Linked DNA regions of Homo sapiens: region 2 is linked to region 1. A link is a loop called in an ENCODE intact Hi-C map of the cell type or tissue named here. Cell type or tissue: natural killer cell. All regions are shown on one strand. Links, peaks and the distances in the headings refer to the core of each region. The heading gives the core; the rest is flanking DNA. Region 1 has its middle 81 kb from the start of IRF4. Region 2 has its middle 29 kb from the start of IRF4.

Region 1 (16,235 bases), core at 9,694-12,193:
ACGCCCTGCAACCCAATGCAGCCACTAAAATGAATGTCTTCATATTTTTAATAAGGCAAGATGATCATATTTTAAAGGTGGTTGCTACATGTTATGTATTATTAATTCGTTAACATCCATTTAATATGTAAGCACAGAAGAGTCCGGAAGGCTAACAGTAAAATGTTAATAGTGGTTGTCTCTAGGTAGTAGGACCATAAATTTTTTTTTTTTTGGCTTACCTTTATTTCAGCATTTTCTTCAACATTTACCAAAACGACTTGGGTTATGAAAAATTATTTGAAGGACTGATCAAAAGGTCCAAAAGCCTCATGAGATAAGATCTGAAACGTGGGTATGACCTGGCAATTTGGAAGCCACTGGTCATCTTAGTGAGGAGACTTTCCTTAGTGAGCCAGAAGGTGGAATACGGGGGATTCCGAAGCCAGTGGTAGGTGGTGACTGAGTGTGGGAGGTGTCTAATCTTTTTTATTTTTATTTTATTTTTTATTTTGTTATTTTTGAGATGGAGTTTTGCTCTTGTTGCCCAGTCTAGAGTGCAGTGGTGCGACCTCAGCTCACTGCAACCTCTGCCTCCCGGGTTCAAGTGATTCTCCTGCCTCAGCCTCCGTAGTAGCTGGGATTACAGGTGTGCACCACCATGCCCAGCTAATTTTTTATATTTTTAGTAGAGACAGGGTTTCACCATGTTGGCCAAGGCTGGTCATGAACTCCTGACCTCAGGAAATCCACCTGCCTTAGCCTCCCAAAGTGCTGGGATTACAGGCATGAGCCACCGCACCTCGCCTCTAATCCTTTTTAAAACAAACTGAGCAGAGAGTGGGCTAAACTCATCAGCGGCTGGGGTGGTCAAGCTGCCCCAATGCTTGTGCACCCCTAAAGCTGGGGTCGGAGGTTGGGAGGTGTCTGAGAATAAAGAAGATGAAGATTCAGCTGTGGCCTGAAGACAGAGGTGAAGGCTGCCATGGACACTGTGGGGGGGGGGGGGGTGGCGGGGCAGGAAGCAGGCAGGGACAGGGTTGGCCTGGACTTAAACATCCAGCTGGAAGCTGATGGGATCCAGGAATCCCAGGCAACATCTCACCAGGAATCCATCCGATGGTACCCATAAACTCGGAGAATTCAGCAATGGTTTAAAAAGGTGGCTGTTTGCAGAGGTGAGAGAAGGTCCTGTGGAAACACAGGACACAGCATGGGGGGAGCTGCAGGCTGCAGAGGTCCTCCCACCCGAGGGCCTGGAGGAGGAAAATCAAGGGCAGACTCCCCTCCAGTGCAGAGGGTGACTGAAAGGACAGGTGGCCTTCCAACCAGTGGCACATCTGCTCCCGCCACCTGCCCCATCCTCTTTCTCCTTTCTCCTGCCAGGTTCCTGTCGTTCACAGGCATCCAGGAGCCAGAATGCTGGGTGCTGGTTTGCCAAGGCAGAGGTCAGAGCAGGGACGCCTCGGGGCACAGATGGAACATCCAGCTCCCGGAGCCCGGTTTAGGATTGGGGACTGAAAACCGGGGCTGGTGATCTGGTATTGATGAGACCCAGGAATTTTGATCTTATATTGCTTGGTGAGTCTTCAAAGACATTCGAAAGGCAAGGACTAGGGTAGAAAACATGACAGTAACCTGTGGACATCTACGTCTCGTATCCTCTGAAGGAAGGAAATGAGGCAAGCTTGGCAGTTTATGGTAGAAGAGAGAGGAGGGTTTCTGTGTTATGAACTGCACGAGTTGGCTGAGCTCAGTCTATCACGTGTGTGGTGGGCACATGGCCAGACTCCATGTGCCCTGGACTTGAGTGTGGTCTTCAGTGTGGGGGCATGGGGCTGAGCCAGGCTGAAGGAATGTGGGCAGGAGGACCGTGTCCTGGCCTGGCCCTCCCCAGAGAAGTCCTGCCGTGCAAGCCTCAGGTTTCCCATTTCCAGCTGAGGACTGGGTGGAGAGCGCGCCACAGGCCAGCTCATCCTGGAGCCCCGGGAGGCGGGAGCTGCTGTTGAAAGGGGAGCCTTCCAGGAACAACCTGACCAGGAACACCACACCACGCTGGACTTCCATGGGAGCAGGTTATAAGCTTGTATTGTGTCAAAGTCACCACGATTTTTATGTTGATAGAACAGCTGGACTTCCTTTAGAATGTTATTCTTCCTGGGTCAGGTGAAGGGGACAGTGAGGAAAGGGCTGGATCCAGGAAGCCCTGTTGGAAAGCATGGGTAGGACAGGGGGCTGGCCAGGGAGGGAGGTGCAGGATGGAGGCGAAATAATTCAAGAAGGTTTCAGGGTGAGTGGGGGATCTTTGAAGGAGAACGCAACTCATGGCAACAGGAAAATGAGTGAAATGAATCTGAGGCTGAAGAGCTTGGCTTTGTCATTCGAGGCCACCGCTTTCTGGCTGTCCATGGAGGTAGCAGGCGGCATTTGCAGATGAGACCGGAGGAGGTTAATTTGGTCTAACCTGCGTTCACTTGCTTCCTGACAACGAGTTCACCAAGGCACAAACGGTTCTCTGAGTCACAGGGACATGCCTCCCTGTGGTCAGGGGATGGTGGGAAGGAATCAGAATGGCACTCGAGCCTGCGCCGGCAGTCGGGGGACCCGCGAGACACGGTGCGGCCACATGCTGGCTCTGGACCAGCCATTCGTTTCTGACTAGCAGGACACTTCACGTGTAGGAGGCATGCAATAATAGTTGTTGGAAAAAATGGATGAAGAAAGGAGTTAGAAATGAATCTGTTTCCTCAGAGGTTTTTTGAGTTTTTCCCTCTGGTAAAATTCTGACTCAGGGCACAAGGCTGTCTATAAGTGGGAAACGCACGTCACCTGTCCTCGAGTCCGGAGATCCATCCTCACCCCAGTCCCATTTGGAGACTCAAACCAGGGACAGCAAAGAAGAATGAGGGGCTCTGGGTGGGCTTAGTCGCACAGCTGACAGTGGCGAATGGGAACACGGGCAGAGTCTTTTTGGCGAGATTCCTGGAGCTAACTGGAGACCAGACCGGCCAGTGTGCAGCTCTGACGGCCGCTCCAACCGCCTCCCTGCCCTCATGCCTGCTCCAGACCTTCCGTGGCAAGGGCAAGAGCTGTTTGGGTGTTACTGGAACTTCTAACAGGTCTGGAAAATGGCCCTCAGGTTTCTCCCCAACTATTTATTTTGAAATAATTTCAGACATAGAGAAGAGTTGCAAAGTTAGTGCAGAGAGGGTCCATATACCCCTTCATCTAGTTTCCCCAATGTTAATGTTTTATAGAAACAGTACAATTAGGAAAATGATGACATCAGTACCACTAAAATAGATTTTTATTCAGATCTGAATGAAATTAAAATAGAAGTGATTCTTGTGCCATCGGGAAGGAGCCAGGCATTATCACAGTGGCCGGCAAGAGTGCGTCGGGCACCGCACCTTCCTTGGGGACCACGGCGACTTTCAGCCCTGAAGCTCCAGCTGCAGCTAAGCAGGATGGAGGGAGAAGCGGAGGGACTTGGTCCGCCACACGAAGTGGAACTTACAGCCATTCGGGAAGGGATAGTGCAGGCGCAGGGAGTGCCCACCACACACCTCCGTCCCCACCCCTCGCTCAGGTCCCCGCCCTGAGGGTGAAAGTGCCAGCACACCAGTTCTATTGTGGCTTATTGTGGGAAGAGACCAGCTACCTGATACAGAGAGAGATAATGGTTGTGGGACACTTTACAGTTTACAAACTTTTTCACAAAATGACTAATGGGTGTCCAGAATCCGAGCTTGGTAACCGCAGGTTAGTGACAGAGCTGAGAGGAGCCTTGGGATGCCTGGGTTCTGCTCCACTCGCAGAGGGGAGGACAGCAGCTTCTGTTTGTCCTACCCGGCCGGTGGATGTTGCGACTCCAATCTCCAAGGCACCCTGCTCCTGTGGTAGAACTCACTTCTGAATAAACAGAAATGTGATGGCCTGCTCTTCACGGTGCCTTTTCCATGAAGAGTATTAGGTAGCTGTAACCCCAGCACTTTGGGAGGCCGAGGGGGGAGGATCACCTGAGGTCAGGAGTTCGAGACCAGCCTGGCCAACAGGGTGAAACCTCATCTATTAAAAATACAAAAATTAGCTGGGTGTGGTGGCGCATGCCTGTAATCCCAGCTACTCAGGAGGCTGAGGCAGGAGAATCACTTGAACCCAGGAGGCGGAGGTTGCAGTGAGCGGAGATCGCACCACTGCACTCCAGCCTGGGTGACAGAGTGAGACTGTCTCAAAAAAAAAAAAAAAAAAAGTATCAGGTAGGAGGCAAGGAAATTGGAGGCTTTACATCAGCTCAGCTGGAACAGACCCATCCAAAGAGGAGAATTTTTGTTTTGAGCCAAAAAGGAGGGCTTAGGAAGCTCCTGGTTTTAGAATGTGGAATGTTAGTTTCTTACGTTGACCTAGAGCCACGTGCTCGGAGACACTGACTTGGAGAGTTTTATAAATTCTGCAATGCTTAGGAAGTCCGAATGCCTAATGACTTTCACGTCACTTGTTGTTTTTTGTGTGTTCTTTAAATGACTATCTTCATGTTTTAAAATATCCAAAATTAAGTTTCATTTGCGAGCTGAATTATCAAAGATATTGCCTACTTTTATAAAGCATTTATGGGATTTTCTTACAAATGAAAGGGTGTTGAGGGTTCCCGAAATGAAGTGTAGCAGGATCTCATTCTGACCTGGCCTTGGTGAAGCCTGCAGGGAGAGTCTCTGTGTTTCTCTCTCTGTCTGTCTCTGTCTCTCTCTGTCTCTCTCTGTCTCTCTCTGTCTCTGTCTCTCTGTCTCTCTCTGTCTCTGTCTCTGTCTCTCTCTGTCTCTGTCTCTGTCTCTCTCTGTCTCTGTCTCTCTCTGTCTCTGTCTCTGTCTCTCTGTCTCTCTGTCTGTCTCTCTCTGTCTCTGTCTCTCTCTGTCTCTGTCTCTCTGTCTCTGTCTCTGTGTCTCTCTCTCTCCCTCCTCTCCGTCTCCCTCCTCTCCGTCTCCCTCCTCTCCGTCTCCGTCTCCCTCCTCTCCGTCTCCCTCCTCTCCGTCTCCCTCCTCTCCGTCTCCGTCTCCCTCCTCTCCGTCTCCGTCTCCCTCCTCTCCGTCTCCGTCTCCCTCCTCTCCGTCTCCGTCTCCCTCCTCTCCGTCTCCCTCCTCTCCGTCCCCCTCCTCTCTCCCCCTCCTCTCCCTGTCTCTGTCTCTCTCTCTGTCTCTGTCTCTCTCTGTCTCTGTCTCTCTCTGTCTCTGTCTCTGTCTCTCTGTCTGTCTGTCTCTCTCTGTCTCTGTCTCTCTCTGTCTCTGTCTCTCTCTCTGTCTGTGTCTCTCTCTCTCCCTCCTCTCCGTCTCCCTCCTCTCCGTCTCCGTCTCCCTCCTCTCCGTCTCCCTCCTCTCCGTCTCCCTCCTCTCCGTCTCCCTCCTCTCCGTCTCCCTCCTCTCTCCCCCTCCTCTCTCTGTCTCTGTGTCTCTCTCTTCCTCCTCTTTCTGCCTCCGCCCCTCCCTCTTTCTGTCGTGCGAAGGTCACAACATGGCCTCTGCAGAGGCTTCTCTCATAGGATCTGCCAGTGGTACATGGAAAATCTGGGGCCCAGAAGAGCAGTTTCATTGTGGACCCCCTTGTCAATAAGGGGATATGCTTCCCAGGGACACCTGAAACCATGGAGAGTCCTAAATCCAGTCGCTGTCAATCAGGACACGTGTCTGTTCGTTTTCCACCCATACATTTAATGCCTTCTCCTTCTTAACTGAGCACTATCAGGCCCTGTGGCCATAACTTTTGCAGTTTGAGATGTGATAGTAAAACGAGCGCAAATTTCCTTTTCCCTCATCACATTTTCATGAATAGACTTATTTTTACTGTAGATCTTAGCAAGTTCAGCTTACAATTGTTTTTTCTTTCTGTTTTGTTTTGAGACAGGGTCTGGCTCTGTCGCCCAGGCTGGAGTGTGATGGATCAGTTAAGGCTCCTTGCAGCCTTGACCTGTGGGGCTCAATCATCCTCCAGCCTCACCCCCCCGTACTTGGGATTACAGGCATACCACCATGCCTGGCTACATTTTGTATTTCTTGTAGAGACAGGGTTTTGCTGTGTTGCCCAGACTGGTCTCAAACTCCTGGGCTCGAGTGATCTGCCCACCTCAGCCTCCAAAACTGCTGGGATTCCAGGCGTGAGACACCGCACCTGGCAGCTTTTATTTTCTTAGGAACGTTCACCGTTTCACGTAAAGAAAGCCCTCGATGGCTCCTCTCTGGCAATCTGAATTGCCGGCATCACCGCTCCTGCACCTTGGTGCCATTTTCAAGGAAAATACGGGTTCTTTGAACACACGCACGGCCACCTGGAGAGTCGGCCTCATAAGGGACAGGGTTCCTCAGTGGCTGAGGGACAGGCAGCACCTCCATCGTGGATCCCCTGGGCAAAGCGATGAATCACGTCCCCATGCAAGATTGCATCACACTACTCAGAGCTGTGCACCTTTTAAAACCCAGGAATTATGTATTTCTAGAATTTTCCACTTAATAGATTCGGACCACGGTTGAGTGCGGGTCGCTGAAACAGCGGAAAGTGAAAGCAGGGATAAGGGGGACTGCTGCAGATGCACTTCCTCTGGGTGTCAAGCAGCACACCTCTCCCCCTGCCCCGCCAGGGTGCGGAGGCTGGGCGGTGGCCCCCGTACCAAGGGTGGAGGGAGCGGCCAGGCCACCCTGCCTGTCCCTGTGGGGTGGCCTTCCACTGTTGAGGGTTTAACTGGACATAGTCCTGCACACAAAGACAGGGCAGGCGGTGCTTACTGAACCGTGATTTTTAACAGCGGCATCTTAGCCCGGGTGGGAGAGCCCCGGCGGGGCTCGAGGCTGCAGGTGGGGTTGCACACTCCCAGAGGCTGCCCCACCCCCAGCAATGGGGATGTCTGGGCTGCCAGTTCAGCAGTCGCTGCTTATAAAAAGGAAACTTTAGTGTATGGTATTTTCCTGAATAGTGAGGAAAAAACCCCTGATATCTTACAGTAGAAAATCTCTTCCTCACCTTAAAGAAATCCCTGGGGGTTGGGTGTGGGAGAGGGACATTCCCCTGCCCGATGCTTCCGTCAGCCTAGCCTGACAGATGCTTTGGTTATGTAGTTTCCAGTCATCGGCTGTGGCATTCTCTGCAACACCTCATTGTCCAGATGGTTTCCAGGCACACCTCTTAGCACCTCGCTCACTACCATGCGCTCAACAAGCCAGGCTTCACCTCTGCCCACCTGCCTCCACTTCCTCCTCTTCAGTGAGCTGAGCCGTCCCTGTCCCACCTGGGGATGTTTTTCCACCATCAGGAGCCCCGTCCTCGGTCCCATGCAGCAAGGCCCAGGCAGCGGGCTGGGTGGTAGAGAATCGCCCTGCTCTGTAAAATCTATACCCGAAGCCTGGTTGGAGACACTTGGTTGCAGCCTTGGCCTAAGACTTGATCGTGGAACTTAATAAAACAACTGAAGGTCCTTGCACAGGAAGAAATCAAACCGCCAAGTCCTAGTGTCAGGATTCGCTGTCTTCCAGGCTCAGTCTCCCGCATCACAGCTCGAAGCAGGAGTGCTGGGAGGCGACAAGCACGGGCTATGGTGCTGCTGTGCAGGCCCGACATCGGCAGGTGCTCAGACGTTCAGATGTAGTTCTCTAAAGCAATGGGATCCCACTGCTCTGGGGTTTGCAAATTGGTTCTGAGGGCATTGCTGAAAATTCAATAAACTCCCAGATGGAATGTTCTAACGTCCAGGCGGCAGAGCTCTCATCTACTCTGAGGATGTGTGATTCATCTACATAAATGTAATGCTGCCATCCTGCTGCAGAAGTCCAGCCCAAATGCCACCTTGTTTTGAGCCTATGTACATCTCCAGGCAGCTTTAAAAACAAGGCCATTGTCTCTCACAGGCCCAACACCATCCCCACACCTACCAAAACTAATTTCTAAATCTCATCCAATACCTGGACCATATTTAAGAGACCTCTGAATATCTTCAAGATGATGTCTGCACAGTTGGTTTACCAACTATTGCATATTAAAATAAATTACATCGAGGGCAGAATTCATTTGGATGTGTAAGTTTTTTGTGGTTTTTTTTTTTTTTAAGATGGAGTCTCTCTGTCGTCCAGGCTTGAGTGCAGTGGCTCAATCTCAGCTCACTACAACTTCTGCCTCCCAAGTTGAAGTGATTCTCCTGCCTCAGCCTCCCAAGTAGTTGGAATTACAGGCATGCACCACCACACCCAGCTAATTTTTGTATTTTTAGTAGAGACAGGGTTTCCCTATGTTGGTCATGCTGGTCTCGAACTCCTGATCTCAGATGATCCGCTCGCCTCGGCCTCCCAAAGTACTGGGATTACAGGCATGAGCCACCGCGTCCGGCTGGATGTGTAAGTTTTGATGTGAGTTTAAAACAAGTGTCTTTGAAAAAAAAAAAAAAAACCACTCCCTTTCTTTAGGGCAAGGCCCTGGCGTTTCTAGCCCATAGGTGGAGGGCATTTACTTAGCACTCTGGAGCAAGAAGCTGATCCCAGGATACCTTGCTTGAGAAGAGTGGCAGGAGCTGCGATATTTCCTGAGGTCACACACTGTCTTCATCCCCACGACCAGAGGCGTTTGCACTAGGACTTGGTACATCTTGGTTTCCTTGCCTTTCTGTCACGAGCTCTTTTGTGATTATAACTAACGAACTAAATGTCTGCTAGCCTCAGCTTTCTCCTTGGTAAAGTCCAGATGTGAAAATAGTCTGCTCACTTCACAGGAACTCAACAACGTTATACATGAAGGTTCTTGGAAAAGCACCACATTCTATGCCTATGAAAGGTGATGTCAGGGTTAGCAGGAACGGTTAAATATAGGCACACCTGTGCAGACATGCGGGGCGGGAGCTGAGGACATCATTGTGTATGATATCAGTTTTGTTATTGGCACAGCTGAATAATTACCTTGTTATATAACAGCACATAGACATCACACACCTGGTATCTCCGTGAATGCAGTATTTCTCCCATCAATGCTAGGTGGCATATGAAGATACAGGGGCAGCGGGTAGAGAAACTGCTGTGTAGGATTTCCTTCTGAAAACTCTAGGACACTGGTCAGTTAAATGGCTAAGTTTGTAGACATTTTCTAACCAGCAAACTGTGATGTATCCCTTTCCTTTTGCTTCTGGCCAGAGCCTCTGTGCTCCCAGCTCCCTCTTGCAGCCCTGTCTTCTATGATCTGCCCTCAGCCCTGGTCCACTTCGTGGTTCTGTCCTAACTTCATCTCATATGATCTCATCCACCCTCTCCATGGCTTCAGTTAACATCTATAAGCCCACTGTGGTTTCTTGCTGTCCTCACAGCCATGGGGGTCTCTGAGTAGCACACCTGGCACGTCTAACTTCTTCACACCTAAGCAGAAGTCTCAGGGAGTTGGGGAAAATAAACTTATTCCAAACTTCTGTCAGTCTAGCTGTCTTTGGTTAAATGCTTCCCTCCTCTTTTGCGATAATAGATTTGCCCACGGCGAGCGAGGACAGGGCCAAGAACAGCCCTTTCGTTGCTTGGTGCTTGCACGTCTGCTTGGCGTGGAGCACGTGGGGGTACCCCTTCTGTTTCCCCGGAGAGCCTGTGCACCCCCTGAGAGCAGAACTACATGCGCTTCAGCTCCACAGCCTCCCAGGCCTAGGGCTCGCCCGTGCCCCAGGGCTGCTCTCAGTTCCCACTGTGGAGTCCCGCAGACTTGAGCACGTGCTTCTCCTATGTGAGGGCTACTCTGACAGTGGGCTCTCAGGAGAGTGCTGTGCATGAACAGTGCTACCTCCAGGCACGGTGGTGAGGGGGACGGGTGCTGAGCAAGACTCTGCGTTCCAATCTGAGCTGTGTCTACCTAGTTACATGACCTTGGGCATTATTTGACCTGTTTACTGCAGTTTCCTCCTGTGTAAAATGGGGATAGTTATGCAGATCTGAAAATGGTATCGTGAGAGTAGCTGCTAATCCCTGTAAATGCGGGACTGTCTGACAAACAGCCCAGGGGCACCATGACCGAGCCTGGGAAGCTCAGATGCCGAAGCTGTTAGCTGTGGCACGCAAGCCTTGTTGCACCTCGGACCACCCGGAGTCCGTGATAAGCGCAGACGCCTGGGTCCCTGCCCCACGCTGGCTGTTACTTGACTCTGAGTCCAGCAGGTCACTCCAATGCACTGTAAGGCTGCAGAGCCACCTCCTCAGACAAAATTAAGGGTTATCCGCTCCACACACACACAACTAAAAAGGGAAAAAGCCAGTCGCCAAGGCACTCTTCCCTCATCCTCTGCCTCCGCGAGTCTGGAGGAGTTAGCTGTGGGGAGCCTGGCTTTGCACAGGTGTGGGGCAGGGCGTGGGGCGCTGGGCTCCCGCGTGGCTGGGACACCATTTGTGTGTCGGCAAGCAGCAGCAGTTTTATTCTCACAGTGGCATTTTTCAAACGTCTGATCAGGAACCTACATTTTCAAAACCTGCTTGTCATTCAAAATGTCATCGTGGATAATTAATCCATCAGACTATACACACAATGGGATTTCATGTTGTGACTTGGTGTGTCAAACCTAGGATAATAAACCTGAAAACTGTATGTTAGTGTTCCCACTCAAAAGAATTGTGTTCTTTTCTGATGAGGATGTGTGTAAGCTGTGTGTGAGTGACTGACAGGACTCGGGGCTGGGGGAGGGCTGGCTCGGTGCTGCTTCCTGTGTGGTCAGGATCACAGCGAGTGAGAAGTGAAGACACCAGAGGCTTTCTCTCTGGACGCCTGCGCTTCCCGCCCATCCTCCAGCTGAGGTACCGGTCCTCACGCTGCTGTGTTCAGGAACTGTTTTATCATAGAAATATCTGAATTTTCAAAAGTGGGTATATGTTTCCTTGCTTCCCTCTGCATTCCTAATGTTTCTTCTGTATCTCCTTTTTCTCCTTTGATAGGATGTGACTGGGAAAAAGAAACACAGGACCACAGGAACGTCTGTGACCCATGCTTTCTCTAAAGAAGGCATCAGGGCTTCAATATTTAGAGGGGAAAAAATGGGCAGGAGAGGAAAGAAAAAAGGGGAGGATACGGTCACCTTCTCGCGAAGCTCTGATGAGGGCTCCGTAAATCCATATGCTGCCATGGAAAGAACGGGGCAGACGGACGGTCACCTATGCGTTCCTCTCCTGCTCAGCGAGCATGCTTTTGACAGGAGGAAGAGCAAATGGGGCAGTCACGCACGCATTTGTCTCGGGTGAGGGAGAAATGACGTCCAGTCCTGCCTTTGTCCTGTGCCTGTGAAGATAAGCTGTGAATTCACATTGTCAGGGTGAAATTCAACAGAACATTGTTTTAGGGTAAAGATCTTGGGGCCCACAGGGAGGTACCTTGTGAGAAAACTGAGGGAGGCCGCCTAGGGAGGTATGTGGCCTTCTATCTATCTACTTAGGAACAAAGCAGGAGGCAGTTAACCCAAGGTTAACTTTTCCCAATGGCTTAGTGAGTTTGGGGCCCCAAGATTTTGATTTTCTGTTTACATGTTCTCAAAGAACCAGCTATTGGCCTTATTGATTTGACTATCTCCGTTGCATCTTGTGTTCTATTTTGTGTTTATTAGCTCTTTCCCTCTACTTTCTTTGAGCTCATTCTTTTGAGTTTCATGCATAGCTCATGTTCAGTCTCTTTTCCTCTCTAACACAGGCACTTAAAGTCTACATTTACCTTGAAGTGTTTCTTCAGCTGCAAGCCACATTTTGATATAAAATTTTTCATTACTGTTCAGATATCAGTTTCTCTAATGTTTGTTAATAATTTCTTTTTTGACCTATGTGGTATTCAGAAGTCTGTTTTAAAACTTCCAAATGTTAGCCAGGCATGGCTTACACCTGTAATCCAGCCACTTTGGGAGGCTGAGGCAGGAGGATCGCTTGAAGCCAAGAGTTCAAGACCAGTCTGGGCAACATAGTGAGACTCTATTTCTACAAAAAATAAATTTCCAAATACATGCAGGGTTTTAAAAGTTATCTTCTTGTTACTAATGTCTAATATAATTTTACTGTGGTCAGATAATTTGATACTAATTTTTTATTTCTTCAGACTTGTTTGTGGCTAGAATGTGGTCAGTCTTCTAACTAAAGTCAGAAGGTTATACAAATTTCTGCCAGATTAAGCTTGCTAATGGTGCTTTTCAAATTTTCTATACATTTGATAATTATTTTGACTGCTTAATCCATCAATATTGAGAAAAATGTGTTAAAAATCTACTAGTATGTTTATGGATTGCAAATCCCAAACCCTATAACTAAAAAATTATATAGGTAAAACTAAAAAATTATATCTATTGAAGTTATTAATATATTATTATTTACTTTTTTTTTTGAGACAGTTTTGCTCTTTTTGCCCAAGCTGGGGTGCAATGGCGTGATCTCGGCTCACTGCAACCTCTGCCTCCTGGGTTCAAGTGATTCTCCTGCCTCAGTCTCCCAAGTAGCTGGGACTACAGGCGCCTGTCACCATGCCTGGCTAATTCTTCTGTTTTTAATAGAGACGGGGTTTCAGCATGTTGGCCAGGCTGGTCTCGAACTCCTAACCTCAGGGGATCCTTCTGCCTTGGTCTCCCAAAGTGCTGGGATTACGGGTGTGAGCCACCTTGCCCGGCCTGAAGTTATTAATATTATTAAATGTACCTAAGTTTAGAAATCGTTTTATCTTCCTGGCAAATTATTACTTTCATCATTACACAATAGCCTTAATATATTCCTAAATAACATTTTGCCATCAAGTATATTTTGTGTGATATCAACTTAGCACCACTAGCTTTCTTTTCATGAATATTTCCCTAGCAAACATTTTTTTTGGGGTGGGAGTGGGGTAGGGCTGGCATTCTTTTGCTTTCAACCTTTGAGTCCTTTTATTTAGGACCCAGAAATAGCACATATTTAGAAATACCACATAGATGAATTTTTTTGGGGGGGGCTGGGATCTAATCTGAGGATCTATTTCATCTGAAAACATTAGTTCATTGATGTTACTGTGCTAATCCATTAGAAAATATTTTTACCCCTTAGTTTGGATTTTCTATTCACTTTCCTTTTTGTGTGCTTCACCAATCCCCTTCCATGTTAGTTACTCCTACTGATTTTTTAATTCCTCACCAACATACACTGCTATGAAAGTTTTCTATTCTACATCTATTCTTTTTTAAAAATTAAAACACAATTTTTCATTTTAAAAGAATTTCAGACATAAAAATGTTTTAAAAATAGAATGAAGAATTCCCATATTCCTTGTCCTCTCCCAGCTTCTCCAAGTATTAATATCTCAAATAGCCACAACACAATGATCAAAAGCAGGAAATTAACATTGATATACTATTGTGAGCTAATTTACAGATCTTACGAAAATTTCACCGGTTGGCTCACTGACGTCCTTTTTCTGGTTCAAGATCCAATCCAGGACCACACATTGCATTTAATTGTCACGTCTCCAATCTGGGGTAGTTCCTCAAGTCTCTGTCTTCTGTGACCTTGATAATTCTGAAGAGTATTGGTTGGGTATTTTGTAGAATGTGCCTCAATTGTGTTTAATGTTTTTTGGGATTAAATTCAAGTTATGAGCATCCTTTCTCTGGTATTTTTTGCCAAAAATGTAAGTTAACACTGCTTGTTCTAGAAGAGTGAAATATCAGCAAACCAGAGATGTCTCGGTTCCAATCTGCTTTTTCCTCCAGATATTACGCTCACCACATCCTGTCCTCCTATTCAAACTTCCTAATTCGTGGGCAGGAGGAGACTTAGATCCAGGAGTCCTGACAGCTTCAAGAGGTAGTCCTAGACCGTGATGGCCACGGGCCAACAGCAGACCCCATGACGGCTGTTGGGTGCAGCAGAGTGTGCCGACTCTCCAGAACTGGTCTGGAGAGCATCTAATTAACATTATGTCCAGCACAACCTACAAGGAACAGGGGGATTCTTTACACCCTTTGAAGTGTAGGGTTTTAGTGTCGTGCTTCCTCCTGAACCTTAAAAGCATATTCTCAACAGTCACTTTAAGAATCCAAGTAACTTTAAGAAAGAAACCTGATTTAAAGACAGCTAAGGGGTAAATCAAGGATGGGCCCTCATGGCAGTCTTACCAGAACTTATTTGCATCAGGAAACAATTTGGCTTGCTGAGTGTCTGATTAAGTCTTAAAAATAATGCAGATGGCCGGGCGTGGTGGCTCACGCCTGTAATCCCAGCACTTTGGGAGGCCGAGGCGGGTGGATCACGAGGTCAGGAGTTCGAGACCAGCCTGGACAACATGGTGAAACCCCGTCTCTACTAAAAATAGAAAAATTAGCCGGGCATGGTAGCACATGCCTGCAATCCCAGCTACTTGGGAGGCTGAGGCAGGAGAATCGCTTGAACTCAGGAAGCAGAGGTTGCAGTGAGCCAAAGTTGTGCCACTGCACTCCAGCCTGAGTGACAGAGCAAGGCTTTGTCTAAAAAAAAAAAAAGGCAAAAAAAGCAGACAACTCATATGGGGAAATAGACCCACAGAACAAGGACAATGATTATCCAAAGACCTCAGGAGAAAGTCAAACAGATAACAAGCTTGGGACCTCTAACTTGTGGTTTGCAGAGTCTGAAACTCCTGTTTGATGCAGAACAACACTGCTTCTGTGAGTTGTGTCTACGCCCATGGTATCTATTCCTCAAGTATTAAAACAATGCAAAATTAATTGATGTTACAGATTGTGAAAATAAATAGTTGGAGAAGTGATCATAGCCTTTAAGGGTTCATGTACTCATGCTCAGCATATTTACTAAGCAATGGCGAGAACAGGCTTATTTTAGAAAATTCCACTATTACTCCTCTTCTGCTTCTACAAGCACCAATTTAGAGCACTTCGTGTATCATTTAAGTCCAGCCACCCTTATTACACGCAAGGAAACAGATACAGCCAAAGGCCATGTGACTTTGCCAGCACTGCGCAGAGCTGATGACAACTGAAAGGAGAAACCAGCCCATTGTCTTTTGATCTCATTTTCTCTATTGCTTATGCATTTTTCTATTTCCTTGACTTCTGCCCTTTCCTTTATGATTTCTGTCATTCTACTAACTTGGGATTGGGGTTGAATTTGTTATTTGTTAATATCTTAAGATGGAACCTTAGATCACTGAATGTAGATCTGTTTTCTAACGTAAGCATGAAGTTTTACAAATCTTTTCCTGTAAGCACCCTATAGCTGTATCCCTCAAATTTTGATATGTTTTAACTTTTCATTCAATTCAAATATTTTCTAATTTCTGTGGTGTTTTCCTCTTTGATTCCTGGGGTATTTGGAAGTGCACTTTTTAACTTCCAAATATTTAGGGCTTTTCTTGATATTTTATTGTTATTGATTTTCAGTTTAATTCCACTGTGGGCAGAGAACTGCATAATTTGAAAATTTTAATTTTCTTTGAGATTTGTTTCATGACACAGCATATCAATCATTATTCAGATCTTCTATGTCTTTGATGATTTTCTTCATCTAGTTCTATCAGCTGCTAAGAGGAGCTTAAAACTTCCAATCTGAGAATGATACTGCCCATTTTTCCTTTAATCCTGTCAGTTTTGTCTTACGTATTTTAATGATCTTCATGCTTTGTTACTAGATACATACATGATTGTTATATCTTTGAGTGACCATTTTATACTTATGAAAAGTCCTTCTGTTATGATGTTTTTATCTTAAAATCTCCATTACCTTATATTGATATGGCAACTCCAGCCTTCTTTATGCTTACTATTTGCATAGTGTATTTTTTTCCCATCCGGTTCCTTTCAACCTATCTGCGCCATTTTAAAATATAAAGTTTCATCTCTTATATACAGCATATAGTTGGGCCATGCTTCTTTATTCCTTCTGACAACCTCTGCCTTTTAATTGAAATGCTGAATCCATTAATGTTTAATGAAATTATTGCTATGGTTGTGTCTGGACATATCATTGTGTTATTTTCTATCTGTTCTCTGTTCTTCCTTTTATGCCTTTTTAAAATTACACGACTATTTTAAAAATGCAATTATACTTTTCTTACTGGCTTTTTAGCTATACGCCTCTACATTATTGTTTCAGTGATTGTTCTGGGGACTACAACATATATCCTTAACTTTTCACAGTCCCTTTACATGTAATATATTACCACTTCATGTGAAATGTAGAAATCTTGCACCAATATAGGTCCATTCCCCCCCCCCTTATTTTACATCTATATAGGCTATAAACCCACAGGACAATGCTATACTACTTTATAAACAG
Region 2 (16,235 bases), core at 8,835-11,334, 52 kb before region 1:
AGTGATTTCAAGTCAGAAAGGTGGGAGAAAGTTGGGAATGTTAGTCTGAAGAGCCATAGCAGATATTAGAGGAAACTAAAACTTCAGGATTCAGTCCAGATAATTTTTAAAAACTCTAAAACAATGGACAGGGCTAGAATCTAATAACAGCTATGCTATAGCTGTTCTGAAACATTTTTTCTCTCTACAGTCACCTCCCTGTTTACCAAAGATAATCACAATAAGTCCAGTTTACTTACAAAACAAGTTTAGTGTCATTATATTTAACCGGATCATTTACATAAGTACAGCAAGAACAGTGATTTAACATATAAGCTCTTTTTAAGTCAGCGTTGCTGGAACTTTTCGTAAAGAATTTTATTAGATTAGAACACTAAAACCCTCTTCAGACTAGGAAGCCGTGCCACAGACTTACCAACAGATTTTATCTGAGATACCTGGGTAAATTTTTTTCTTGAGGTCTCCAAAATGTTTTGAGGTTCCTGGGCTTGTCAGAAAATGACATTATTTACTTACTGCAAGGCTAGAAGTGCTGGAAGGGCACCGCATAGTTCAGGAACAAAGTGCCAGGCCAGTTCTTTCAAGGGTTTTATTGGCTCCTTAAAGTTAACGTTCATTCCTTTAAGCAGTCTGGTCACATCTGAAAAAATGACGTCCCAGTCATAGCCTTGATGATATAACCTGTGTTTCCAATTTTTCCAGTCCGAAGAGAGCAGATTCCTAGTGAACTTATGCAAATAACTATCTTGCCATAAAAATAGAATTTCTCACATACAGTTTCTAAATCCTGGAGGGCTCAGGTAAAGAAAAAGATAAATGTTTCAATATTTGTGCACAAAAATATACTTTACAAAATTACTGTAAAGCTGTAGATTACTTAAGAGGGAAAAAAAGTTTTCTCAACTATGGAAAGAAAACATAAAAAGAATCAGCAATGCTTTAAACAAAAAATGTTGCAAAAAATCATTTTAGTCCTTCCTTGGTTTAGTTTCGTGTAATTCTTGTTTTGCTTGATTTGGGGTTACTAATTTTATGAGTCCAGTTTTTTTTTCATTAGCATTCTGGAAATTTTTAATGACTCCAATAATATGGTCTCAAAGTTGTCAGGAACCTGTATTCAAGAGTACTTCTTTCAGTCCTTTCTATGAACCTTCTTGAAGACATAACACTTTAGGATCTGCAAAGAGCTTTTAGAAAAAGTATCATAATAAAGCAATTAATAGCAGATAACAAGACTTAAAATGGACATAGTTAAAGACACAATTGACATGGAAATTTGGTTACTTTCTGTGGCTTACAACAATTTAACATAATACCCATAATTATAACTGACAACATTACCAAAACATATCAGATTTTTAGGAATCTCATACAATTTTAGAACACATATTAATAACATATCCATATGATATAGTTTGGATCTGAGTCCCCACCCAAATCTCATGTTGAAATGTAATCCCCAATGCCAGAGGAGAGGCCTGGTAGAAGGTGACTGGATCATTGGGGTGGTCCCTCATGAGTGGTTTAGCACCATCCTCTCAGTACTGCTCTCATGATGGTGAGTGAGTGCTCTCAAGATCTGGTTATTTAAAAGTGTGTAGCACCTCCCCCACTTCCTCCTTCTGCTCCTGCCATATAAGATATGCTTGGTTCCCCTTCACCATCCACTATGATTGTATGTTTACTGAGGCCTTCCCAGAAGCCAAGCAGATGCTGCCATGCTTCCTGTACAGCTGGCAGAACTGTGAGCTAATTAAACCTCTTTTCTTTATAAATTACCCAGTCTCAGGTATTTATTTATGAAGTGCAAGAATGGAGTAATATAGAAAATTGGTACCAGTAGTGGGATATTGTGATAAAGATACCTGAAAATGTGGAAGTGGGTTTGGAACTGGATAACAGACAGAGATTGGAAGAGTGTGGAGGCTCAGAAGAAGACAGGAAGATAAGGGAAAATTTGGAACTCCCGAAGGACTTGCTGAATGATTGTGACCAAAATGCTGATAGTGATATAGACAATGAAGGCCAGGCTGAGGAGGTCTCAGATGGAAATGAGGAACTTATTGGGAACTGGAGTAATGGTCGCTTTCGTTACGCATTAGCAAAGAGCCTCTACTCTAAAGATTTGTGGAACTTTGAACTTGGGAGCAATGATTTAGGGTATTTGGCAGAAGAAACTTCTAAGCAGTGAAGTGTTTAAGATGTGACCTGGCTGCTTCTAACAGCTTATGCTTATATGTGTGAACAAAGAAATAACCTGAAACTGGAACTTATATTTAAAATGGAAGCAGAGCATAAAAGTTTGAAAAATTTGCAGCCTGGTCATGTGATAAAGAAAGGAAAATTTCACTAGCACCTCTATCTAGGGTCTCAGGTTCTCATCTGACAAAGTACACAAAGGCCTTACAACCCCATGTGTCCATAGATAGAAGAATAAAAAAAGACAGTCTGTAAGAGAGGAAATCAAAAGCTGTTCATGGTAGTAGAAAGGATTACCAATGGGTACCACAAAAAGTCAAGACTCATATAAATAATTAAAAACAAGGCATTTACACTAATTTGTATAAATGTTTCTCTCCCAAGCTAAGGTATTTACTAAGGAAATCAATTTGGTGGTGGGTCTAAAGAACTTTATTTAACTCTGTGTCAAATCCAATCTCTGCTTGAATGCTGCTTAATTAATTCCCTGAATAACATTTCAAAAACATGGTAAGATTAACATCTTCCATGGGCTGAGAAAGGCTTAGAGAATTAGGCTGAAGAGTGTTTTGTCAATCTTGCAATGACTTACAGGCATTTGAAAAGTGAACTTCTCTAAAAGAAATTTATTTTAAATATAGCCAGTCTAATTTATTTCAAAGTGATGTAAACCAATAAGCCAAAATAAAAACACCAGAGTCACTATATCCAAGAGCCAATTTATACAAATAATTTTCTCCTATTTAAATTTGGAAATGAAGGAAAAAAGAAAAAACTCTTACCCTCCCCTCTCAACTGAGCACTAAAAATAGAGATGTGAAGAGCTGACGTTGGTAAGAAACCTTACCCTTTTCTGCTGGTTTCTTTCAGATCTCTCAGAGCTCCATCCATTGGCCCTAGTGTGAGCAAAGTGTGCCTTTGTGGTTGTCAAATTGAAGGAAAGAAAATATGATTTATTTTCTCAATCCTCATATTTTCTTACCTGAGACACTTTCCTGAAAAAAAAAAGATTAACAAGAGAAAAGCCAGAAGAAGTTTATTGATGAATATTGTACCCATCACCTAGAAGAAGGCCTCAGTTCAAATGTATTTCTCTCCCAGGGCAGAGTAGATGAGGAATCTTTCTTAAGTAGTATTTTAACAAAAAACAATAAATCTTAGCATAGAGACAAAGCAAAGGAGGGGGCAGTTCCAGTCTTTTAAAAACTGGGAAAATGTGGGAAGATAGTAAACCTTGTTCCCAGATTGTTCTGGTGCTTGCTGATGCCTTCTCTGGGCCAATTTCTAGTAAGGAAGGATTTATGTCCTGACATCAGGCAAATAGAGGTGGGGCAGAGTGTTTCCTTGCATTTTCAGTGTGTTTAACTTAATAATCCTCAATATTTTTGGAAGAAGTATTTTGGTTTCCTTCATAACGAAATAGAAATAATGGACAAATAAACAATCTTTCTTCTTCTTGGGGCTCCATTTGCTCAACAAATACAGGTGGACTCAAGTCAGTATACATGCATAGGCAAGTTTTTCTTCAAATAATATATCAACTGGTTATATCTAAAAGGGTATTCCAAAGGGTTTTGAGCCCTTGAGATTGCTCTGAAGTAATTTTATGTATCTCTAAGGTACCAGTGTTTATTCTCGTAAACTGTTCTGTAACTGCAGCACAAGTTTGGCTGTATTGGATTTGATTTCCTAAAAACAATGATCACCTGACAAACACGCTTGTTGCAGTGTGCCACCAGTACTCCCCTAGGCCAGAAAGACACGTTGGGTCCTGTCTCATCTCTCTGCAAAGGAGCTCTGGACAGGCTATACCTAAATTAACACAGGCAGACATATATTCTCTGTTTCAGTGTAGCATTATGAATTATATGGTGTTTGAAGGCAACCCGGCCTTTTCAGTGACCCCTCCTCCTGCCACACTGGTAGTGTGTTGGCAAAATGTCTGTCCTTAGGGAGTCCTCAAAGACTCCTTCCTTCTCTTCCCTCTGCCCTCTGCCTCTGCTCCCCTGGCTAGTCTGCGCCCACAGGTCTTGGCTGTGGCACACTCCCCTTCTGCAGGCATTGCTTCCCTTATTCCACCCTCTGTTTGGGTCTCCAAAGTGTGATATTTGTCTTGAGAAACACTTTGCCCCACTATGTCATTCCCCTTTCCTTACTCTCCAAGCAGCTGGGTCACTGGTGCTCAGGACTCAAACTGGCTGGGAATGTGAGAAAAGCTCCTTTTCCCTCCTGGCCTCCTACTTGAGACTAAAGCAAAATGCTGAGGGTTGAGGAAGGGAGAGCGAGTGCTCGCTGAGAAAGGAAGAAATGAGTGTTTAGACTTCAGCCACTCCCTGATAAAGGGGAACGATCTTCTGCCTCCTGGGAAAAACTTTGATGAGACAGCAAACTTGAGAAAAGTTTGTGGGAAGGAGCAGTGAGAACCGCAGGTTACGAAGGGGCCAGGTGGGCAGGACTGAAGGATAACTCCATGGTAACCGGCGTGGATCGATGACTATGGGGCCAAAGAGTGGGCATGCCTGGGTGTGTCTGAGCAGAAACTGCATTGAGGACAAGATCCCCTGCCCACCAGCACAGGCTCTGGCTCTGTGGGAGCTATGCCAAACTTAGCCCCAGTTCAAGGGAAGGAGAGGGAGGAGAGGGAGGAGAGGGAGGAGAGGGATCCAAAGTGAACTGAACTTGAATTTGCATCACCCTAGTGGAATATGAGCTTAAAATTAACAATTATATTGTTAAAGAAAATATGAACTACATGTCTTAAAAACTTTGGCTCTGGACTTAGATTTCTACGCACCATGTCCGCAGCATAACACTGCCCATTCTTTATTGTAATTGTCTGTTTATTAATTTGTCTTCTGTACTATAAATTCCTTGAGGAAGGGAACTGTGCTTTCCAGTAAACACCCAGTACTGGTGCAGCACCTGGCTTATAGTCAGCACCATCGAATCCTCAGGAAATGACACAGTTGGCGAACCTAGATGTCTACCATGTCCAACAGTGTCCAATAGGATGCTGGCCAAGTGATGAGCCACCTATGGCATGAAATGCTATAGAACCACTTACAAATTGTGCAGTATACAAGTATTTCATGGCATGGGGAAATGGTTGTTACTTTGTAAAGTAAAAAGAAACAGGTTTCAAAACAATGTGATATCTTTTTAAAATTTCATGGAGCTCATACATAGAATTTTTTAAAAAGAACATTCAACAGTGTAAATTATACCCCTGAGATGTGGGGTCATGGAAATTTTTTATTTTCTTGTGTGCTTTTTTGTACTTTTCAAAGTTTCTCCTGAGACCACATATTTTGTTACTAGAAAGGGAGAAAAGCACAAATGTAATCTTTCTAAGTTGATACGTCCCTTTATATTTTTTGGTGGGCTTCCAGTTTCTCAAGCTGCCTTGTGGGGTCCCCAGAGCTCTGGGGGTGGGACCAGCTCTGAGGTGAAGGGACCAGGGGCTCAGGGTCTCAGGGCCCATCTCCCAGTCCTGCCTCCATTAATTTCTTTTCCTACCATTTCCCCTTGATATGCTTTCCCCCACCTCATCTTTCCCAAGATGCTTCTTTGTCCTCTGAGCTATGACACTGAGGATGAACGCTCTCTCAGCTTTCTGGCTGCAGCTGCCTCCATGCAGGGACCCCCAGCCTGTGAACTTCCCTCTGGCACCCCCACTCCCCCATGCGGAAACTCCCTCGGCCACCCGTTCTCATCCCCAACCCAAGCGGGACCTCCCTCCCCCACCAGCACCCCCATGCGGGACCTCTCTCCCCCACCAGCACCCCCATGTGGGACCTCCAACCCCCACCAGCAACCCATGCGGGACCTCCATCCCCCACCAGCACCCCCATGCGGGACCTCCCTCCCCCACCAGCACCCCCATGCGGGACCTCCATCCCCCACCAGCACCCCCATGCGGGACCTCCCTCCCCCACCAGCACCCCCATGCGGGACCTCCCTCCCCCACCAGCACCCCCATGCGGGACCTCCATCCCCCACCAGCACCCCCATGCGGGACCTCCCTCCCCCACCAGCACCCCCATGCGGGACCTCCCTCCCCCACCAGCACCCCAATGTGTGACCTCCATCCCCCACTAGCACCCCAATATGGGATTTCCCTTCCCTCCCCCACTAGCACCCCCAACTCAGGACCTCCCTTCCCCCCTCCCACCCCCATGTGGGGATCTCCCTCCATCCCTAGCACCCCCATTGTGGGATCTCCTTTCCTCACCTCCAACCCCCATGTGAGAACCTCCCTCTCACTCTCACCCCCATTCTGGGACCCTCCTGAGTCTCTGCCCTTCCTCAGTCATCACAGTCTCTGTACAGCTAGGGACTGACTCTTTGCCTTTGGCCCTGCTGTTTCCCCTCACGCTAATGTCAGCATTTGGGGTTGCCTGGAAACAGGAAGGATAAGAACATTGATTCTTCTTTTTTATTTGTGGAAAATATGCATAACATAAAATTTACCATCTTAACCATGTTTAGGTATACAGTTCAGTGGCATTAAGTAATTCACATTGCTGTGCAGCCATATCCAGCATCTGTCTGCAGGACTTTCTCATCTTCCCAAATTGAAACCCTGTCTCCATCCCACACTATCTCCCCATTCCCTGGCCCCTTTGCCCCCAGCCCCCACCATTCTACTTTCTATCTCTATGAAACTGACTACTCTGGATACCTTGTATGCGTGGAATCCTGCAGTATTTGTCCTTCTGTGTCTGGCTTATTTCACTGAGCTTGATGTCCTCCAGGTTCGTTCATGTTGCAGCACGTGTCAGAATTTCCTTTCTTTCTAAGGCTAAATCATATTCCATTGCATGGGTGGACCATATTTTGTTCATTTATCTGTCCTGAACACTTGAGTTGCTTCCGTGTTTTAGCTACTGTGAATAACGCTGTTGTGGACATGGGTGGACAAATGGGTCTTCAAGACCCTGCTTTCAATTCTTTCATGTGTATACCCAGAAGTGGAACTGCTGGAGCGATGAAAATTCTATAATTAATATTTTAAAGGTACCACTGTACTGTTTACCACAGTGGCTGCATCATTTTACATTCCCACCAGCAATGCACAAGGATTCCAGTTTCCCCACATCCTCACCAACACTTGTTATTTTCTGAAGAACATTGATTTTTTTAAAAAGGATTCATTCCACAAACATCTTCTGAAGACTCCCCATGTTCCTGACCCTCCCTGCTTTCCAGGGATAGCCAGCTGTAATCGCACAGCTTCTGTGTGGGTGCAGGAGGCCAGCAAGCACTGAGACAGACGCTACGGGCAGGGCATTTCCGAGAAGGAAATATTTTCATTCTCCATTTTTAAGGTGAGAAACTGAGGCCCAGGAGTGTAAAGCCAGTACCCTAATATACAACTACTAAAAGAGGAAGCCAGGATTCAAATCCAGGCCTTTGTGGTTTCATAGCCTTATCTCTTAATTCTGATGCCAGCCTGCCTTCCCTTCCACCATTGACGTACCAAGAGTCAGAGAGGTGGCACGGTGTACCTGTATCCACACCACTGGTGAGCAGCCCTCCAGCATCACACCCAGACTTTCTAAGATGCTTGGTATCCCACAGATGGGAGCCAATTTCTTTAGGTGGGGAAAGAGAATGGGAGCAGAGAGAACAGCCTGTTCCACAAAGAAAGGAGAAGAACCAAGAGTTTGGGATTAAGCATAAAGGTCTAATTAACATTTATTAGGTGCTAAGTGCACTGCCATGTGTCAACTCCTGTAATCCTTGAAGTAATCCTGGGAGACAGGCATTTCATTTCTCACCTTACAGATGGGGGCACAGAGCACAGGGAGGATCTTGAGAGGGTCCCATGGTCAGCAAGTGTTGGTGAAAGGATATCATCCTGGCTGGTCCTACCCAGGTGCTCCATCTTCATCCTATAAAACTCTCTGTGCTTTAGTTTCTTCTATGAAACAGGACACCTATTTCATAGGGTAGTTGTCGGGATTAGTGATAAAGTGCTAAGAGTAATAGCTGGGGCACAGTTAATCCTATGTAAATATTGGCGAATTGTCTTAGTCTGTTGCCTGTTGCTATAATGGAATACCATAGAGTGGGTAATTTACAAAGAAAAGTATGTATTATTATGATTCTGGAGGCTGGGAAGTCCAAGAGCATGGCACTGGTACCTGGTAAGGACCTCCTTGCTGCATCATAACGTCGCATGGCTGAGGGTGTCGCATGGCCAGAGGGCATGGGCACGCCAGCTCAGGTTTCTCTTCCTCTCCTTAGGAAGCCACCAGTCCCATCATGGGGGCCGCACCCTCATGACCTTATCTAATCCTCATTACCTCCCAAAGGCCCTACCTCCAAATATCATCAGCAAATCAATGTGGGGGTTAAGTTTTCAACACATGAAATTTGGGGGACACATTTAAAGCACAGCAGCTATTACTAACTTGGTATTCATTAGAAGCTCCTTTGAGAGTAGGGCAGTACCTTCTTACCTCAGTGTTTCCTAAATTTTAGTCCTATTTACACTGCCTTCAAACTTTTGATTATTTATTTAAACATTATTTAATTTAAAAATATGACTATTATGCATTTAGTATCTGTTATCTATTTAAAACATTACTTCTTAAAATACTTTTAAAAGTATTGCTATTTTCTTAAAACTGTTGGTTTTAAACATTTTTCTTTAGACGAAGTCTTACTCTGTCACCCAGGCTGGAGTGCCATGGCACCATCTTGGGTCACTGCAACCTCTGCCTCCTGGGTTCAAGCAATTCTCCTGCCTCAGCCTCCCAAGTAGCTGGGACTATAGGCATGTGCCACCACACCTGGCTAATATTTGTTATTTTAGTAGAAATGGGGTCTCACTATGTTGGCCAGGCTGGTCTCAAACTCCTGACCTCAGGTGATCTGCTCATCTCAGCCTCCCAAAGTGCTAGGATTACAGGCATGAGCCATTGTGCCTGGCCTAAAGTTAAATATCTACTTTAGCACCATGTTGAGCAATAAAACGTGTAAAAGCCACAAGTTTGATGGGCCAATGATATATCTATTTTCCAACATCTTTTTTAAATAATTAATAAGAATTAAAATGCCTTTAGATGCATCTGAAGTCCTCTGGATTCCGAAACCCGTGGCAGGTGTAGTACTACTCCTTAGAGAGACACCAAATTCCCATCTGTCTCCCATGGTGCCTAGCATCTGCTTTTGGGGCCTCATGCTTATCAGATGAACAGAAAATTTAATCAATTAAGAATTAATTACTTGATTGATTATTGACTTCAGGGGAGATCTTCATTTTTACCCTGTAACTTTAATCAGTAGGTCAAGTTATAGACTGGAAGGAGGGGTTTCCTCTTTCTCTGACCAACCGTTTTCTCTGATCGGCCATAAATCTCCAACAAGCAAATCTCTCTGAAACCTGGTGACTGGATGCTTTCCTACAATTTCACAGCTTTGTTGGAAAATTCTGCCTTCCTTCTGGATAAGGAACATAAAGTCCTTGTCCATGGTCAGTCTCATAGATTGATTTACATTTTTTCCATGTTGCTGAAACATGACTCTTCTCTGTAAATGATTACATGTTGGAGTCTTTTCCTGGCAAAAAAAAAAAGAGCCAAGAAATGCAAACAACTGAAGCTGAGACACTCACTTCAGAGGTGCCTGAACATTTTAGTCATCCCCGTGGCTATGTTTGCTTGGGTGACCTCGCACCGGAGCTTACTCACCACCGTGTGATTTTGTGACCACATAACTTTTGCTCAATGTTTTAAAGGTTCATGAAACAACCAAGAGGCCTGCTTTCCCTCATGTTCATAAGCAATGGCAAAACAAAATTCAGGGTTTTTTTTTTTTTTTTTTTTTTTTTTTTGACATTTAGGACCCAGGTCATGATACAAAACATTGAACTTTAAAAGATGTTTAGGTTGAAAATTTTAAAAATAGATTTTAACCGTCTAAAGGAGAGAATAAGCAGAATGAGAGATGGAGTGACGTCCCCTCTCAGCGTGAGCTGCCTGGCCACATGCAGCCAACCTGGACCTGGCCGGCTGGTCACTTTGTTCTTAGTCTCCTCTGTGCTGGGAGGCTGTCCCTCCCCTTCTACCTGGTTCCTTCCACCTGGAATCAGGCGCTAGTTCATGTCTCCCCTCACCAGTGACCACAGCCAGAAGAGGAAGGTGAGTGGAGGGGCCATGGGGCTTCCATGGGCTTGTGGCCTGCCTGCCTGGACGGAGTCCCTGCTCTCCCACTGCTCTGTTCAAGACACTCTGGGTGAGGAGCAGGGAGCCCTTGTGCCTCTTACTCTTGATCCCAGACTTTCTTCAGCCTCCAAAGAGAGACCATGTGTGGCACAGGATGCCACCTCCTCTGTAGGATGGAGGCAGGGAGCCCTCACAAAGTCCCTTTGGAGCGCAGAAGAAAAACTCAGCTATGGAACAAGGTAGAGAATGGAAGCACGTTAGTGCTAGCAGAGTCTGCCTGAGACCTGGGTAGGTCCCCAACATTTGGGACGGCTGTTTTTGTCCTGGAGTTTGAAGGAGAAACCCCTGAAAGATGGGTGTGGCCGCGGGGAAAGAGGTGGGGTGTGGGCGGAGGGGGCCTCAGGGCAAGGCTTGGGGTGCGGCGGGGGCTGCAGAGGCTCCCAGTGCCGTGAGACGCGTGGCCGCGGGGCCCGTGCTGGCTGGGACCACCTCCAGGAGCCCGTGGGTGCCCGGGAAGAGGGCAGGAGGTGCTGGGCCCTGCTGGGGAAGAGGATCGGTAAGGACTTGCAGGTGACTTTGCTCGCCTGTCCTGAACAGGGCACAGGGAAGGCTTCCCAGGGCCGTCTCCTTGTGGCCTGGCTCCTGCGGGCCCCGAGCCAGCCCTTCCCGGCCAGCCCAGCACAACAGCCCCGCCAGTCCGAACCAATGGAGAACTGCTTCGCGATGGGAAGCCGACACCAGCAGCGAAAGCACAACTTCCGGCCAGGGGAAAAGCACACCTCCAACCATGCGGCGCTAGGCCTCGGCTCTCCAGTCCGCAAGGTCCTTTCCAGGCCGCCGCGGGCGCTGCTGAGCTCTGGACCGGACTGTCCCGCCCTCCCCGCCGAGGAAGCCCCCCGCCGGGCCTTCCCGCCCTCCCCGCCGACGGAGCCCCCCGCCGGGCCTTCCCGCCCTCCCCGCCGACGGAGCCCCCCGCCGGGCCTTCCCGCCCTCCCCGCCGACGGAGCCCCCCGCCGGGCCTTCCCGCCCTCCCCGCCGACGGAGCCCCCCGCCGGGCCTTCCCGCCCTCCCCGCCGACGGAGCCCCCCGCGGGGCCTTCCCGCCCTCCCCGCCGACGGAGCCCCCCGCCGGGCCTTCCCGCCCTCCCCGCCGACGGAGCCCCCCGCCGGGCCTTCCCGCCCTCCCCGCCGACGGAGCCCCCCGCCGGGCCTTCCCGCCCTCCCCGCCGACGGAGCCCCCCGCGGGGCCTTCCCGCCCTCCCCGCCGACGGAGCCCCCCGCCGGGCCTTCCCGCCCTCCCCGCCGACGGAGCCCCCCGCCGGGCCTTCCCGCCCTCCCCGCCGACGGAGCCCCCCGCCGGGCCTTCCTTTCTGCGTTACCCTTCCCGTGCTGGGCCTGGCGCCTGGGTGTCAGGGCCTCCTCCTGGGACAGAGGAAGGGGCCAGGCTCCCTCTGCAGACAGCTCTGGGGCCTACTCCGCGTTTCCAACCAGCACCGCAGGAAACCTGCGCACCCAAAGGCGAAAAGCGGGCACAGCAGGGCAGAAGGGAGCCGTGGCCAGGGAGGAGGAATGCAGAGACCTGCAGAAGAACCAAAGCTAGCTGCAGAGAAACTGGAGCAGGGATCTGGGGGTCCCAAGGCAGCGGTCCTGGGCAGAACCCCGCTGAGGCTTGTTAGGAAACAAGTGAAACTGTCAAAACCTGAGACTCCCTGGTGTGCCTCCGCCAGGCAGCTCCAGAGCTCCAAGTATTGTGTCTGGAATTTGAGTTCCTGCTCTCACTGACTTCAAGAATGAAGCCACAGGCCCTCACGGTGAGTGTTACAGTTCTTAACGTCAGCATGTCCAGAGTCTGTTGCTTCTGATGTATCGGATGCATTCGGTTTCTTCCTTGTGGTGGGTTTGTGGTCTCACTGGCTCAAGAGTGAAGCTGCAGACCTTTAGTGCGAGTGTTGCAACTCTTAAAGCTGCACTTCAGGAGTTGTTCGATCCCTCTCAGTAGGGTTATTGTCTCATTGGCTTCAGAAATGAAGCTGCAGACCTTCAAGATAAGTGTTACAGTTAATAAAACCAGTGTGGACCCATAAGAGTGAGCAGTAAGCAAGATTTATTGCAAAGAGAAAAAGAACAAAGGTTCCACAATGCAGAACGTGACCCGAAGGAGTTGTCGCCGCTGACTCAGGCAGCCTGCTTTTATTCTCTTATCTGGCCCCACCCACATCCTGCTGATTGGTAGAGCTGAATGGTCTGTTTTGACAGGGCGCTGATTGGTGCGTTTACAACCCCCAAGCTAGACATAAAAGTTCTCCAAGGCCCCACCAGAGCAGCTAGATACAGAGTGCCGATTGGTGTATTTACAATCCCTGAGCTAGACGTAAAGGTTCTCCAAGGCCCCACCAGATTAGCTAGATACGGTGTCCACACAAAGGTTCTCTAAGGCCCCACCAGAGTAACTAGATACAGAGTGTCGATTGGTGCATTCACAAACCCCGAGCTAGACACAGGGTGCTGACTGATGTGTTTACAAACCTTGAGCTAGATACAGAGTGTCGATTGGTGCATTCACAAACCCTGAGCTAGACACAGGGTGCGGACTGGTGTGTTTACAAACCTTGAGCTAGATACAGAGTGCCGATTGGTGTGTTTACAATCCCTTAGCTAGACATAAAGGTTCTCCACGTCCCCACTAGACTCAGGAGCCCAGCTGGCTTCACCCAGTGGATCCCGCACCGGGGCTGCAGGCGGAGCTGCTTGCCAATCCCGCGCTGTGAGCCGGCACTCCTCAGCCCCTGGGTGGTCGATGGGACTGGGCGCCGTGGAGCACGGGGCGGCGCTCATCGGGGAAGCTCGGGCCGCACTGGAGCCCACGGAGAGGGTGGGAGACTCAGGCATGGCGGGCTGCAGATCCCGAGCCCTGTCCCGCGGGAAGGCAGCTAAGGCCCGGCGAGAAATCGAGTGCAGCGCCGGTGGTTTGTCACTGCTGGGGGACCCAGTACACCCTCCGCAGCCGCTGGCCCGGGTGCTAAGCCCCTCATTGCCCGGGGCCTGCAGGGCCGGCCTGATGCTCCGAGTGCGGGGCCCGCCAAGCCCACGCCCACCCGGAACTCGCGCTGGCCCGCAAGCGCCGCGCGCAGCCCGGGTTCCGCTGGCGCCTCTCCCTCCACACCTCCCTGTAAGCTGAGGGAGCCGGCTCCGGCCTTGACCAGCCCAGAAAGGGGCTCCCACAGTGCAGTGGTGGGCTGAAGGGCTCCTCAAGTGCCGCCAAAGTGGGAGCCCAGGCAGAGGAGGCGCCGAGAGCGAGTGAGGGCTGTGAGGACTGCCAGTATGCTGTCACGTCTCAGTGTCACGCAGACTACTTGCAGGCAGGAGAAAAAGAGGCTGCACAGCACGGCTTCCTGCCAGTCAAAGGCCTAGGAGCAGCCCTGGGCTCTGCACTCTGTGTGCGGATGCAAAGGCACAGGGGGAGGAATCTGGCCAAATGCAAGCGCCCCTCACTGGGCATCTCTGCCTCCTGCCCTGCTTCTGCCAAGGCAGGCCTGGGGTGGGGGGGCCAGGCCCCAGGGGCCAGAGCCAAGTGTCTGCTTCTCTGCTGTTTTTCAACAGAGCCACCATAAAAAATACATAAACTTCTAATGAATTATATTAGCAACAAAGGTAATCCATACTCCAACTACTCATTACTTCCTGATTTCTCAACTGCATTTACTAGCATCTCTTCTTTAGAGGCGGTTTGTGTGTATTGCCTCTGTGGGGTGAAGGGTGTGCTGAAGTGCAGACTTTTCCAGCCCTGCGTTCAGAGGCATCAGGCTGGGAGCTTGAAGCTGGTGGGAGTATTTACACCACAGGGATGGGCAGAGACTGCACATCAAGGCTTGCTCCACCCCCTCCTCCATGCGGCTTGCAAGCCATGCATCAGCACACCCTGGGTGGGTTTGATTTGCTCTTCTGCTCCCCATTCCTTCCACCTTTGGTCTTAGCAGCTTGGGGCTACTAGGGTGAGAAAGAAGGACAGCAGAGATGGAGAGGAACTGAGGTCTCTCCCTCTCTGGTAATATCATAATACAGCTTTTTCTTGGACAACTCTGGCTGGCAGAGGTATCCAAAGGCTGGCTCTCGTGAATGAGTCCTAGGTGAGGCAGGGGGAAAGTCCCCCAGGAGCGTGGTTTGTAGGGATGGAAGGAGAGCTCTTGGAAGTCCCATCCCTGCAGGCCCTGCCCAAGGCACTTTTCCGGGGGTGGGCCAGCTCAGGCAGGCCAGGCCACTTCTGTTGGGTCCACTCTTGCCTCCCCGCACCGGGGCTGCCCCACATCTGTCTGTGTCTGCCTTTCCTTCTCTCCAGGCATCTTTCCCCACTTCTCAGACATTGGGGCCAGGGAGATGAGAGTGCGTGCCTCTTGGGTGCAGCTGTCTGCAGGCTCTGTGTGTGTGTCTTGGAGCGCCCCTCCTTTGACTGTGGCAGGGAAAGAGCAGCCCACCACACTGGCCTTGGGAGGTGGGAAACCCACTGGGTTCTCTCCAGCCACGGACACTCCTTGCTGTGAGGGTGTCCGAGCCTCCCTGCTTCCCCCTCCCTGCACCAGGCATCTGCCTGGCCAAACCAAGAGACGCAGTGCTGACACTGGATCTGAGGAGTCTCATGCCATCATCTTCAGATTTCTTTCAAAACAGGCTTCTCCTTGCCTCTTTGCCTTGATTACGCATGGCAGGCGATTCTTGAGCAACAGCCATGGCTCTGCCATCCCAGCGCACCACATTTGAAGAAGGAGCAGCTGAGGGTTGGAGTGCAGGCGTGTTTGCTTCCATGAGGACTGCCTCTGCCTCCCGGGACAGTGGGGTGGAAAGAGCTGCATTTGTCCCAGTTGGAGAGGGGTGGCAGGACAGAGTCTCGGCTAGTGTGTGCAGGGTTTCCTCTGCAGAACCAGGATGCCCTGCTACAGGCTTAGCCAAGAAAAAAACAGGAAGCCCCTCCCACACTGCCCAACACACAGAAGGCGCTCAATAAACGGCAGCCATATTCAGCATGGGAGAAGGAGCACCAACGCACAGGGACGTGGCCACACATGTGCAGCTGCTCTCAGTGGGGAAGATGCCCAGCGGGCTCATGTGCATGTCTCTGCCCCCATCTTGGGGCAAGAGTTGTTTTTTAGGGACCACTTTGCTGCATAGCCAGGGTAAATGCCCACTGCCCTCATGCCCATGAATCACGAGTCCCTGGAAGCTGTGGGAGGTGAAAGCACCTTACTGCAGGCCCTGCAGGCCTGACAGGAGAGGGCCCAAGGAGACCTCAGTTGTCCAGACATGGCACCCGTGGAATCTCTAATGGGTCCAAGCAGCAGCACAGTCTCGAGCCCTCTACCTGCCGAGACACCTGCTGCACTGGTTAGGAAGTGGCTCGATGGGAGGCAGCGGCACGGCAGCCCTTCAAACATGCGTCCCCGCTCTCCTGCTCCTGCTGACCCTTCTTTTCTTGAAACCCAACATTTTCACTTCCTCAGGGGCAGGGAGGCGTGAATAAATAAAAATAAAATCTGAAAAAGTAAAAGGTAGCCCAAGCGGTAGGCTGCGTCCCCGTATCCCTTGGCCCTCTGCCAATATCCCACAGTTCCACTGGACCATCTCTACTGAGTTCGGGTGTCTCATCTCTTCATTATTTCTCTCATGCATGTTGCCCAGGCTTGAGAAGGATTTCTTTAATACCAGAGAAGTCATGTGGAAATGAGACCCCAGTCGAGTGGTATAACTGTGGGAGTGACGACCGTCTCCGGTCCTGTCCTTCATCCCAAGATGAGCAGACTCCATTGAGTGAGTCGTGGCACTGCAGGAGAGAAGCAAGCGCCGCCTTCACTCCTGTGTCCTGCTCCTAAAATGT

Evidence for each region. A loop is a pair of places that touch in the nucleus more often than their neighbours do. Peaks named below come from ENCODE experiments on the same cell type or tissue, not always from the same donor. Only the 100,000 strongest peaks of a DNase experiment are listed, where the experiment ranks them.
Region 2: it touches region 1 in a loop (2.1-fold over the local background); 4 of 110 quality-filtered maps call a loop at or near these places.

Annotation. Positions count from the first base shown.
Region 1 is chr6:464,307-480,541 of GRCh38, forward strand. No RefSeq gene overlaps it. Among named protein-coding and RNA genes, the nearest start is that of IRF4, 81 kb to the left of the region's middle. RefSeq lists silencers at 6,666-6,765, 14,449-14,649 and an enhancer at 6,926-7,085. In natural killer cell, for the core only: no CTCF peak of the experiment used is centred there; a DNase peak (open chromatin) is centred at 10,675; H3K4me3 peaks cover 354 bases; H3K27ac peaks cover 1,710 bases.
Region 2 is chr6:413,058-429,292 of GRCh38, forward strand. No RefSeq gene overlaps it. Among named protein-coding and RNA genes, the nearest start is that of IRF4, 29 kb to the left of the region's middle. In natural killer cell, for the core only: no CTCF peak of the experiment used is centred there; a DNase peak (open chromatin) is centred at 9,874.